Regions from separate parts of the Mus musculus genome. Here region 1 is linked to region 2. A link is a contact called in ENCODE POLR2A ChIA-PET data. All regions are on one chromosome and are shown on one strand. Each heading gives the region's core, a stretch centred on a gene start or an enhancer-like site at or near the end of the contact. The rest is flanking DNA. Distances are from core to core; before and after follow the strand shown. Region 1 holds the start of Golga7b (golgi autoantigen, golgin subfamily a, 7B). Region 2 holds the start of Zfyve27 (zinc finger, FYVE domain containing 27).

Evidence for each region. ChIA-PET counts read pairs that join two places held with the same protein, here RNA polymerase II (POLR2A).
Region 1: POLR2A ChIA-PET joins it to region 2 with 14 read pairs in Patski. The contact joins the promoter of Golga7b here to the promoter of Zfyve27 in region 2. POLR2A ChIA-PET finds 5 or more read pairs at or near these places in 2 of 5 experiments (Patski and embryonic stem cell).

The regions. Positions count from the first base shown.
Region 1 is chr19:42,252,085-42,258,324 of GRCm38, reverse strand. Golga7b (golgi autoantigen, golgin subfamily a, 7B) reads right to left here and starts at 2,586. Exons shown (of 5, transcript NM_027694.2): 1 at 2,142-2,586. The coding sequence starts at 2,153.
Region 2 is chr19:42,168,922-42,175,217 of GRCm38, reverse strand. Zfyve27 (zinc finger, FYVE domain containing 27) reads right to left here and starts at 4,651. Exons shown (of 13, transcript NM_177319.3): 1 at 4,433-4,651; 2 at 3,475-3,672. The coding sequence starts at 3,671.

The DNA of each region.
Region 1 (6,240 bases), core at 1,337-3,836, 85 kb before region 2:
GGTTTTCCTTCCCCCCAACAGGTTTTTCCTGGCAATCTCAATCCAATCCTAATTGTAAAAAAGCAGCCTAGGGGGATGAGTCAACTTGGCCCAGACACCATACATCCTGTGCCTTGGCAGAGCCTGAGTTTCTTCTCTCAGCACCGCCAACAGAGTCCGGCCAGGCCAAGCTGAGAGACTGAAAGTGTTAGCCCTCAGCTCCTGCCCATCCTGGACAGACTTTTGTCCCTCTGTCCTCAAGATGAACAGCCAGAGATCCCAAGTCCCTCTAGCTTGGTGGTCCTCAACTTTCCCAATGCTGGGACCCTTTAACACAGTTCCTCATGTTGTATTTGGTGACCCCCCAACCATAAAATTATTTCCATTCCTACTTCACAACTGTAATTTTGCTACTGTTGTGAACTGTAATGTAAATATCTGATATTTCGGATGGTCTTAAAGGAGTTGTGACCCACAGGTTTAAAACTTCTGCTCTCGTTCTTTCTAGCACATCTCTCCTCACTCAAAGCCCTGTCTCAAGACCCCTAGAACTCTAGTAAGCATCATACTGGCTACCTGGATACACTATCCTCGATGCAAACCATGAAGATAGTGGTCATGGAGGCAAGGTGAATTATTGCCTTAATGTTGCAGTTGAATCATCTGTAAAATGGGATAATGAAGCCTTCTTTGACTCCTTCACCAGGCTGAGGCAAGCTTCCAAGCCTCCGTCCTCTCGTCTGTTAATTGCATATAATAACACCATCCATGGCCACTTCACAGAGCTGCTCACACACGCACAGCCATTCTGTGTGCCGTGGCCTTGTACCCACAGAGGCGTTATGAGCAGAGTCTATCCCAGGGGAGAGTCGTCAAGCCTACTGCCAACAGCTTCTTGGAAACCTAGCCTCGACCGAGAAGTGTGAGTCTGTGGGTAGACTGTGTAGGCCACAGCAAACCTGTAGGGGAGAGAATGTAAGTCGGACAGGCCTTTTGGAGCCCATTAGATCACACTAGCAACTGCTGCTGTGGTCTGCCAAGCCTGCCTGCCCATGGGAAGGCGGGGGTTCTGGGAGGGCACGAATCCCTGCTAGCTAACCTCGTGCAACATCAGCAGGCAAACAATGCCAAGCAACATCAGGAGATCCAATGGAATGATGGCAGTAGCACTTGGTACTGATGTCATGCCACTCGCCGGAATCCCAGAGGCACCGCACAGAATCACTCACAGGCCTTTGCTCTCCTCCTTGGCAGTGGTCCAGCTAGGCTGGAAATGGGGAGTCACCACAAAAGCCGGCAGCAGCCGAGCTGGGGAGACCCAGTGTGCTGCAACACTCTAAAAATTCAAAGAAACTTTCAGCTCTGCTGTTGGCATGCTGTGTGGGTACCGAGCCAATCCTTTCTTCCGTATGTCAGCTTCACCATGCGTAAAGAGCTCTCCCCGGGGAGGAGTAACCTCTGGGGGTAGAGACACAAGTCCCGACTTCTTACACATTATGCCAAGATTTTGTCCTTAGCTAACAGGTCCCTTGGTCTATAGACACACTGTGAAGCACACAGTCGCTTCCCCCTCACAGGCAAATGTGGATACACTGAGAACAGCAGCTCAAATGGAGAAGGAAAGAAATTCTCAAAAGTGGGGGCTGGTGCAGGAGGTTCATTAAAACCAACCCTTTGGGTTCTGGGCCTGAGCATGTCTTTTTCCACGTTCTCCTCCTAAGGAAATGTGGATGTGAGGGAAGGTGTGTCTTCCCTAGACAAGCATTTGGGTTAGAAGCAGGATACTGCACCGCATAGCAACAACAGCAGTAGGCCACCTTCCCTCCCCTTACACAGGTGTGCAGGGATCTCCAAACCTCTAGGGAGTCAGAACCCTGTGTTCAGGAGAAGGGGAAACCCCAGACCAGCTGGGACTTGGTGCTATTGGTAACAAGTAGATTCCCAGGGCTCAGAGTGGCATGGGCAAGATTGACATGTCAAAGGTGAAGGGACCCCTCAGCAAAGCTCTGCTTATATGCCATGCCACTCCACACCTCCCACCATGAACCCAGGGAACCACCCTCTACCCCCATCCACCCCCGTCTTCTCCTCGTGCCCAGTCTGCCCCTAGTGGGGAATCATTCCCTGAGGCATTGCCTGCGGGTTAAGGTGTTGGGCCCTACCTCAGTGGCCATCTTCAGGGCGTTCTGACCAGTCCTTGGCTGTCGCTGGGCTGGTTCAGGGGGGCTGTCCGCGGTGCTGATAGGAAGAGCCGGTGGGCTGGCCGAGGCCAGCGAGGGCCTGGGCGCTGTCCGCGGTACTGATGAGATCGCCGAAACCTGAAGCGCGCTCCTGCCGACCGGAGGGTCCCTGAAAGGTGGTCCGTGCTGTCCACGGTGCTGACGCGGGAGCCGGACCGGGGAGGCGAGGCCGCGCCGGAGGCTCCTCACCACCCGATCGCCTGCTGCCAGGGTTCCTGCAGGCAATGGCCCGGTTTTATCTTTGACAGTGGCAGCAGCGGCGGGCACGGGGGCGGCGGGGGAAGGAGGGGCCAGCGCCTCGGCGGGCGGGGAGGGGGAAGCCGCGGCCCCCAGACTCCGGCACCCGCCGGAGAGGAGCCCCGCCCGCGGCCACCGGCTCCGCTCCCGCCCCACCCCGTCCCGCCCCGCCCAGCGCCCCGCCTCTCCTGCCTGCCCTCCCCCCCAGCAGGAGTGCCTAGAGCGTTGCGCTAGCTTCCACCGCCTCCGGGGACTTCCAGAAGCTGAAGAAAGAAGATGGGCTCTGCTGCAAGGCACCCGGCCTGCAATACGGAAGGCCCCACCATCCACAGGCCGCCAGCCTCTTACCTTTCCAAACACCTTCAAATTCTCACTCTAACCTTCCCGTCCTGCCCCAAGCACTACCCAGCCTTATGGGAACATTCCCTTCCCTCTTTTCTCCTTTCTGCTTCCTTAAATGGGTAAAATCCCATTAGCTAGGGGAAAATGCTGCAGATATAAGAGAGCATTTTCTTAAAACACATACGCACATTTCATCCCCAGGTTTTCCCTAGGGCCCTTTCTTTTATGGAAGCCAGTCTTTCTTTATGATCCTCCTAGTCCAGGTCCCACCCCTTACACTTCTGTCTCCCTACAGCCATCCCAGAGTTTATACACACTCCCACAATACCCAATTACCACCACTAATCAAAAACCACATGCCAAACCGGTATGCCCACTCTCCAAGGTGGTAATTTGGCATTAGGCCTTCCAATCAAATGGTTTATCTACTTAATAAGCAGAAAGGAAACCCCAACACAGGTGTCTTTGAACACATCCACAATAACCCCAGATCTGTGTCTGAGGGGAGCTGGGTACTTCTTCTACAGCCTGGCTGCCCACAGGTCAGCAGCGTCGGCCATGACATAAAACTGGAGTAGGTGCCACAACAGGCAGCCAGAAGACCTGACTCCAGGTCAGACTTCTCCCGATTTCCTACCTTGATTAGCTGTCTCACTCCCTGAGTTTACGGTCCTCTTTCTGCAGGATATACTTGTTGCCCTTCTTCATTAGCCTATAGCTAGGGTCCTTTCTTCTTCTACCAAATTTCCCATTTAAAATTTCCAAACATACAGGAGAAGTTGGGGAAAAGACATTTGCCAGAACAGTCTAACTAACTCAGTCAGCAATAGTATTTTTACATTTGATTTTGATTTGTTGGCTTTGCTGACGGAAACTGGATCAAGGAGACGTATATAATTTCACTAGATTATCAGAAAGCGATAGATTCCACAGTTTTATCCTTAAATACTTCAGCACTCATCCCCTCAGAATAAGAACATTTTCCTGAGGCAGGTGTGATGGTGCACACCTTTAATCTCGGCGCTCCTGAGGCTGAGGTGGGTGGAGAGACGTGAGACCTTGTCTCAAAAAGCAAAATAACATTCTTCTCTGTAATCACAATATCATTATCATGTCTTTTAAAATTCCATGGTAACCCTACTATTTTAGGATGGTTTGTTACCCCAAAGACATATTAATAGCTTTTTTTTCAGCAGAACTTTCTATTTTTAATACCAAACATTTATGGATCACTTAATGTGTGCCAGACAGTTCTACACTGCACATATATTTTGAAATCCTGACAATTGCTGTGAGTTACATTTTTTATTTTTTAAAATCTGTCTCTTTATCTGTCTCTCTGTATCTCTCTTGTGTCTTCCTGTCTGTCTGTCTGCCTCTCTCTCTCATGTGTGTGTGGGGGGAGGTGGATTTATGCTCTGAGTGCCACTGTGTGGATGCCACAGAGCCCGTGGGCAGGTGATCAGAGGACAACCTTAAATGTCATTGTCAATCTATACCTTCCATAGGGTCTTTTGTTTGCCTCTGCATAGTCCAGGCTAGCTGGCTTATCTCACCATATGAGCACTAGGTTCCAGGCATGCCATATCTGACTTTTTTACATAGACCTTGGAGATTTGAACCCTCCTCGCTGTTGCACAGCAATCACTTTAGCTGCTAAGCCATCTCCCCAGCCCCACTCCATATTGTTGTCACCCTTCAGCATCCCAGAATAACTCATCCCTTCAGCATCCCAGAATAAGATGCCCAAAGTCTCCCATGAGAAGGATTTAGACAGAAACAGTCAAGCTCTAAAAGTAGTGTGTGGTCTGTTCCCTGACTACCCTGCCACCTTCTAGTACTTTGCAGACCATAAGCTGACAGAGAACAGACATCTCCACCTACCCATTTATCGTAAGAGCACATTGGGTCTCTAAGGATAAGTGACATGCCAAAACAGCTAAGGGCAGGTATTGTGGTCTGCCTCATAGCTCTCTGTAAGTGCTTTGACACTAATGTGCAAACTGGGGTCATCTGCAAATCCACAGTGGTCACTGCTAACAAATGAGCCCGTCATCTCATGGTGTCCATTGGAGATCTGAGACCATTCCTTACTCTTGCACAGCAAGATGTCACTGTGCCTCTCACTGACGACAATCCTAACCTGACAGTCATCTGGAACCCCCCCCCCAATCACCCGCTGGCTAGAAGAAAGCCATTCAACAAGTCTTTCCATTCATTGACTCTTTGTTGAGTACTTACTGAGTCCTAGATTGCAGAGACTTGAGATACAGCAATGACTAAATATACAGAGACTGTCCCTGCCACACATGAGAAAATAAGTTCAGTGCAGAGTGTGGTCATTGCTAGAAAATGAAGTGAGCTGTGATACAGACCTGGGGTCAAAGGTCAAAAGGAGGTGATTTCTGAAGGAATACACACGGGAAACTTTCTTAATAAGGACAGATGTAGGTAGAGGTCTGAAAGAAAGAAAAGGAAATAAGCACACAACTGCCTAGGAAAAGAGCAACAAGGCAGAAAGAACAGAGCTCAAGGACTCTGAAGAGGAGCACGCCTAATGTATCCAAAAACTAGCTCCAAACCAGAGTCCATAGAATGGAGGGCAAAGGAAAGGAAGACGGGATGTTGTTGTTGCTCCTCCTCCTCCTCCTCCTCCTCCTCCTCCTCCTCCTCCTCCTCCTCCTCCTCCTCCTCCTCCTCCTCCTCCTCCTCTTCTTCTTCTTCTTCTTCTTCTTCTTCTTCTTCTTCTTCTTCTTCTTCTTCTTTTCTCCTCCTCCTCCTTCTCCTTCTTTAATGGGAAGTAGCAGAGTGGTGGTGGTGGTGGCACATGCCTTTAATCCCAGCACTTGGGAGGCAGAGGCAGGCAGATCTCTGAGTTTGAGGCCAGCATGATCTACACAGCCAGTTCTAGAGCAGCCAAAGATACACAGAAATACTCCATCTCATAAAACAAAACAAAGTGAGAAGTAACTAGATTTTTAGGTCCTTGCAGCCCTAAGAACTTTGGATCAAAAAAGTGAGATAGCAAGGTACAGTGGAAAGTTTGAGGTAGAGACATTGACATTATCTAACTGTAGTCTTTTGGATTTTGTTTTGTATGCTGGAGTTATTGGAGAGGTAAGGCTGGAAGCTTTGAGACCCATTAAATTATTCCAGACAAGGTACACAGAGAGAGATAGCTTAGACACTTGGAAGTAGTCAGTAACCAAGTTCTAGACACGGTTGGAAGATAATGTGATGACAGTGTTTGCAGAGTTTTAAATGTATGATCTAAAAGTATCCCAATATTGAGATCAGAGACACCTGGAAGTGAAGATCTTCAATCTACTGAGGATATGGAGTGGGAGCTTGGGTCTGAATAAGCCCTGAAGTATGGTTTGAATTGTGTTTGGCTGACTTAGGTCTGAACTTTAATGTAAATAGTGTAGAGTGGTGAAGAAAA
Region 2 (6,296 bases), core at 3,402-5,901:
TGCCATTATGGTAAAGGTAAAATCACACACACACACACACACACACACAAATTAAAAAAGAAAAGAAAAGAAAAGCAAAGAAAGAAAAGAAAGTAAGAAAGGTCTACACTCAACCCTGTTTGAGAAGTGAAACCATCACACTTCCAGTGAAGGCACTCTCCTCCAAAGCCATCCTCCTGTCCTAACGCCTTTACTGACAGTTTGATCCTGGGAGACCCACAAAGTGGAGCAGCTGATCCTAGAAGAGTCTTAAAATTTTACTGTGGCTCCAGACCCAATAGCCAAACTCCAAGATTAGGTCCCTCTTCAGTCTAACTCTCTTTACTAAAAAAAGAACAATCAAAAGCATAAACTAATCTGACAGCCACTTTCACAGACCAGTGATCCCTCTGCCAGCATCCAGAGACTCCAGCTGGGGGGAGCTCCCCCTCCATCCAGCGACACACTGCTCTCCGCATAGCCTCAGACCCCTGATTCCAGATCATGGAAAACCTTAAAGTCAGTGTGCCAAGAAGCACTTTTCTCTGTCAGCAGAGAAAAGGAGAACAGGGGATATGTAACTTGTGTGCTTTGCCTGAAATGGCAAAACAGAGGGGACAGACAGGGTAAGAATGGCAGAATGCACAGCCACAGCTCTCTAGGAAAGTCAAAGTTCATGGGCTAAGGAAAGAGAGAAAGGCCTCTCCTCCTTCCTACGTCCTGCACTCAGAGCACACGGATCTCACAGCAGAGAGCACAGCTGTGAGCACTTATCCCCATCTCTCGACTCTGCCATACAGTCACAAGGGGTGGGTGAGACTGTACGGCCTTGTCAAGGAGTACTACTAAGTGGTGTACCAGGTTTGTTCGCCTGGGAGCTCAAAGAAAAAAAATCATAATTAGAAGTGGTCCCCTACTTCTAGACTGAAACAAGGATACAGACTCAAACGCACCCTTCAAGGTAACACAGTCCACTCCTACCATCTTCTTTGGCACCCAAAGCAGCTGCATGTCTTTAAAACAATCTGATGGGAACTAGAGGCTTGTTTATCATGAATAAGCATGCAAGAACACACAATTCTGTTTGCAGCTTCAGGGGATTCACCCTTAAACCTGTCCACAGGTTCCAACTTAAGAACCTACTCTGAGCTGGTGAGATGGCTCAGCAGGTAAAGATGCTTGCAGCCAAGCCTGCAGGCCTGAATCTCATCTCTGAGACCCATGTGGTTGGTAGAAGGAGAGAGTCAACTTCTCCAAGTTGTCCTCTGATGTATACACATACACAACTCTCCCCTCTTCTGCTTTGGACACAAATTTTATGTGATTCTTGGGAGTCATGCCACATTCAGGACACAATACTTCCTTTGGAAAAGAAAGTCTTTAGCTTGAATGAAGTCCAGTTTTTAGTCTAACTTTCCAGTTAAAGAGCTATACACAGCTAAGCAGACCATTCTCAGAAGGAAATTCTGTAGGACAGTGAGCCCAGTCACTTCAGCAAGCCAGTACATTAAACAAGAGCCTGGGATAGTTTGAAAAAGATTTATAGGAGATAAAAACCACATGAAATGCAGTGCCAGATAGGAACCTGACAGGAGGTGCAAAACAAGTGCCCATGACATCCTTGGAAAAAAATAGAAAAGTGGGAACTCACCAGAGAAAGATATCAAAAAATTACTTTTAATTCAGTATAACATTATTTTGATAATATCAAAGGCCTTTATTAAAAAAAACATAAGCTGCCGGACGTGGTGGCGCACGCCTTTGATCCCAGCACTCGGGAGGCAGAGGCAGGTGGATTTCTGAGTTCAAGGACAGCCTGGTCTACAGAGTGAGTTCCAGGACAGCCAGGACTACACAGAGAAACCCTGTCTCGGAAAAACAAAAAATCAAAAAGAACAACAACAACAACAACAAAAAACCATAAATTTAAGTAATCAGAAGTGTAAAGCCATTTATTTGCAATTTAGGCTTTTTGTTTTGTTCTTTTTTTTTGGGGGGGGGGTTGTTTGTTTTGTTTTTTTTTTTTTTTTGAGTCAAGGTGTTAGATAGCTCAGGCTGGCCCCAAACTTGCTATGAAGCTAAAGCTACTTTGTGAACTTCTGATGCTCTTATCTCTACCTCCTAAATTCTGGGATTATAGGCATATTCCCAGATAAAATACTTTTTAACATAAATCAAGGCAGGAGTTGAAGAGATGGTTCATTAGTTAAGACGCAGGCTGAGTTCCTAGCACCCCCACAGAGGCTCACAACTATCTGTAACTCCAGTTCTGGGTGATCTGACAACCTCTCCTGGCCTCTAAGGACACCAAACAAACATACGGTGCATATAAATATATACAGACAACACAGCCGTACACATAAAATCTAAAACAAAGATAAATCACTTAAGGAAAAAACAAACATTTTAATGTAAACAAGACAGGCTAGGCATAGTGGCGCATGCCCTTAATCACAGCACTCCAGATAGTGGCAGACAGACCTCTATGAGTTCCAGGCCAGTCAGGAATATAATAAGACCATGGCTCAAAAAACAAAAACAAAAACATTTTTTAAAGCAAGTTGGTCCCAGTACTTGTAAGTCTGCAACAGAATGCTTGGAAGTCTGAGAGCAGCCTGCACTATGAGTTTCAGACTAGCCTGTGATATATACAATGAAACACTATCTCAACAACAAAAAGAAAGGAAAGGAAGCTGGAAGAAAATTACTGAGGATTAAAAAAATGAAGCAAAAATAGAAAAAAATTGAAAACCATAATCCCAAGTAACAGTGAAAATGGCATCTCGTTTTTTCAAAGGTATTTGTAGTTGAGTTTGTTTAAAATTATAACTTGATGGTAAGATAGCTTAGCCAGCTGGGCAGTGGTGGCGCACGCCTTTAATTCCAGCGCTTGGGAGGCAGAGGCAGGAGGATTTCTAAGTTTGAGGCCAGCCTGGTCTACAGAGTGAGTTCCAGGACAGCCAGGGTCACACAGAGAAACCCTGTCTCGAAAACAAAAACAACAACAACAACAAAATAGCTTAGCCAGTAAAGTGCTTGCTGCCAAGCCTGTGTCTGTCCCTAGAATCCACCCTGGAAGGAGAGCTAACTCCCAAAAGCTGCCCTCTGACCTGCACACAACGCCACATGCATACAAAAGAATAAAAATCAAGATTTTAATATTAATTACATTAATATTCAGAGAGAAAAGGGAAAAAAAATCCCTACATCTGCTCTAAGCTATACTAGGCCAGTGTCTTTCCAGCAGTCCCTAAGAGGAGCTTATCCAACTACAGTCCTGATGAAGACCAAGTGGTTCTCAGTTCCCACCTTCCCTGCATAGCGCTGGAACACAAGTAGACCTGAATACACCTAAAGGTCACACAAGTCTCCCCAGAACTAGTCATCGCTAGAGCAGAAAGGATAGCCCAACTACTGCCTAGCTGGCCAGAACTGCTAAAGACCAGGGAGACAGGAGAGCCCAGAGGAAGAACAAAGGAACCCTAAAGTCTGTACCTTAGCAAGTATCGAACACCGTCCCCTGCATCCTTCAGGGGTTCCAGGTAGATCTCCAGCCTCTTGTAGGACAGGACCAGGTTGAAGAGATCAAACGCTGCTGACTTGGTAGGGGCAGGTGGACACTCAGAGAGAACCTCAGGCATCCCGCTGGGGCTCGCCTCCGGCCCACTCAGGTCCCGATCCGAAGTCTGCATTCTGTAATCGTAAATCCCTACACTCACGATGCACTTCCAGACTACAACACATTTCCCCCTTGCATTACAGTTCGTGTGGTTCCTAAGGTTAACTGTGAGAGGTGAACGCGAATACCCATCTCACACTGCAAGAAATTTTATTCCTACTGAAGTAGGAAGTAGCAGGGTGAAGGGGATGTCTTCGCTATAAAGCCTATCACTCTTCATGAGCCCCTCCAACGCTCCTTTCCCTCACAGACCTTTCAAGAGCATATAAACCATTAATAACCAGGTTGTTGAAAGAAGGCAGTAGGTAATGCCAAGAGAAAAGATGTCCTGTGACATCTTTCTCCTATCTTTAGCTCCTCCTTCAGGTGTCAGGGTAAGGGGGACCATCTTGTCCTGGGAAGTCTTTATGAACGCGCCAGTGTACACTGGGAGACCCTTACCAGGGCTCCCAGAGGTTCATGAATTTCTCCTAACAACACTCTTATCACGCTCTTAACCCTGGCTCCCATTCATCACTTGGAAAGGGGTCGACTGGACCCCAAACTCTCGACAGGACGAGCTAGGGAGAAAGGGAACCCAAGCAAGCGCGAGACAGGCTTAGCAGGTCAGTGCCGACAGAGGCCCAGACCACCAGCCTGTCTGAGGCCGCGCAGGGCAGGACACGCCTAAGGTCGCTGTGCCTGCAGGTGGCGACCCACACGCGGTGGGAGGGCCGGAGGGCCAGGCTCCGTAAATAAATACAGTGAGGCTGGGGCGTCACGGTCGTCACCTACCCGGACGCTGTCCCAGGAAAGGAAGAGACAGGAACGGCCAGGGGGACAGAAGGGCCACCAAGCCCCGGAGCGGTCCCTCAGGCCAGGCCCGCCCCACCCCACGCCACGCCACGCCACCTCCCACCGACGCTCCGAAGTCGCAGGTCCACCCGGGAACCGTCTGCCCCTCCACCGCCGTCGCTTCCGGGACGCGACTCACTCTGCGGTGGCGCGCCCGTGACGTCACCGCGCCCGTCCCGCCTTGGGTCCGGCCTCCGGGCTTAGCTCCTCCCACCCAAGCGCAGGTGAGCAAGCGCGTTGATACTGCGCCTGCGCACTCTTCCCTCCTTGGCTAATTTCTGGTTAACTCTGTTCCTGCCACCCAAGAGATGACTCGTTTAATGCCCGGGAGTCCTAGGACCTGGGAGCCAGCCTAGCTCCGGAACATTACAGCAAGGACAGTTAGAGAGTCTAGCGTGGTGACACACTTGTAACCACAGCCTTTTGGTTTCTGAGGCTGGAGTATTGCAAGTTCAAGGCCAGTCTTGGCTATGGGAGCTTCTGGCTCAAAAAAAAAAAAAAAAAAAAAAAAAAAAGTGGGGCGTGTGGGGGCAGGGATGGAGAAGGATAAAAAAAAAGAAAGAAAATGTGGATAGAAGCTCTGAGAACCTAGGGAAGACAGAAAACACATCTTGTATGTCAGGTGCCTATGGGTAGTGCCATTTTAACGGTGAGAGAGCCCCTGGCTTGCTGCAGGAAGACACAGCAGCACAGAAACCAGCTGTCTGCTATAGTGCTTGCCGTGAGAACGCAGAGACAAACTGTACACGACACTGAAGTTTCTCTAGTAGTATCAGTAATTTCGAGGGTTACAACATTAGCAGAGACGGAACGGTGGTCCGTAGCTGCTGTGTTCAAGGTCCTGTGCAGGCCGTTCCTAGCTCTATCCTCTTCACATCTTGTGACCCAGCTGTTGTCCCTTAAAACACACCTCCCATGGGTTTCCATTTAACCAGCAGGCAGGCAGTACACTAAGCTTTTTGTGCACATTATCTTATCTGTTCCTCCTTCAATAACCCTATCGGGGTTATCACCATTTCACAGATGAGGAGTTGTAGTCATGGTAAGTAACTTCTTTAATGTCACAGCACATAAACTGCTCGGAGCTGGGATTTGAGCCAAATACATCACTGGATGCCAGCAACCCCAGCCATACCACCACCCACACGAGGCTGCATCCACTGGCTTCATCTGTCCTGCTGTTCTCTCTCAGGTGCCTCAGTCTCAGCCAGCTGAACCCTCTTTGTTACCTGCAAGGGCCCTGGACTCTTGCCAAGTCCTCAGATTGCTTGTCACACCTGCCTGCCCCGATTCTTGCTTCCATCCAAACCCAAGCAAGCCATCATAGCAGGAGTCAGCTGTGAGCAGCCTTCCCTAGCTGTTCAGCCGACAATAACCCCTCCTCTGAGCTACCCCAAAGCTTCACTGACATCTCGTCCAGCATCTCTTTTTCAGAGAGACAGGCACGCCTGCTCTCCTCAGCCAGGACTCAGCTGCACTGGGAATCTGGGCTCTCCTCACTTCCTTCAGGCTGGTCACTGTCCCACAGGCTCTGAAATCTTTACTCTCAGTAATACCCCTTCGCCTGGAGACAAGATGCACAAGAAATTTCTTTACCTCCACTTTTGTTTCCTCCTCTGACTTGCCCGCTCTTCTGCTCATTCCTCACCTATTCAGCCCTCGCCAACTGTAATCCCGTCTTCCTGGGTCACCTCTGCCTTTCTGGCTGCCACACCCAGCGAACATTTCCAGTCTTCCTTGCAGGAGCTCTCAGCAACACTGGACACTTCGCTGTTCTTCCTTTCCCCACCTGAGCGTCCAGGAG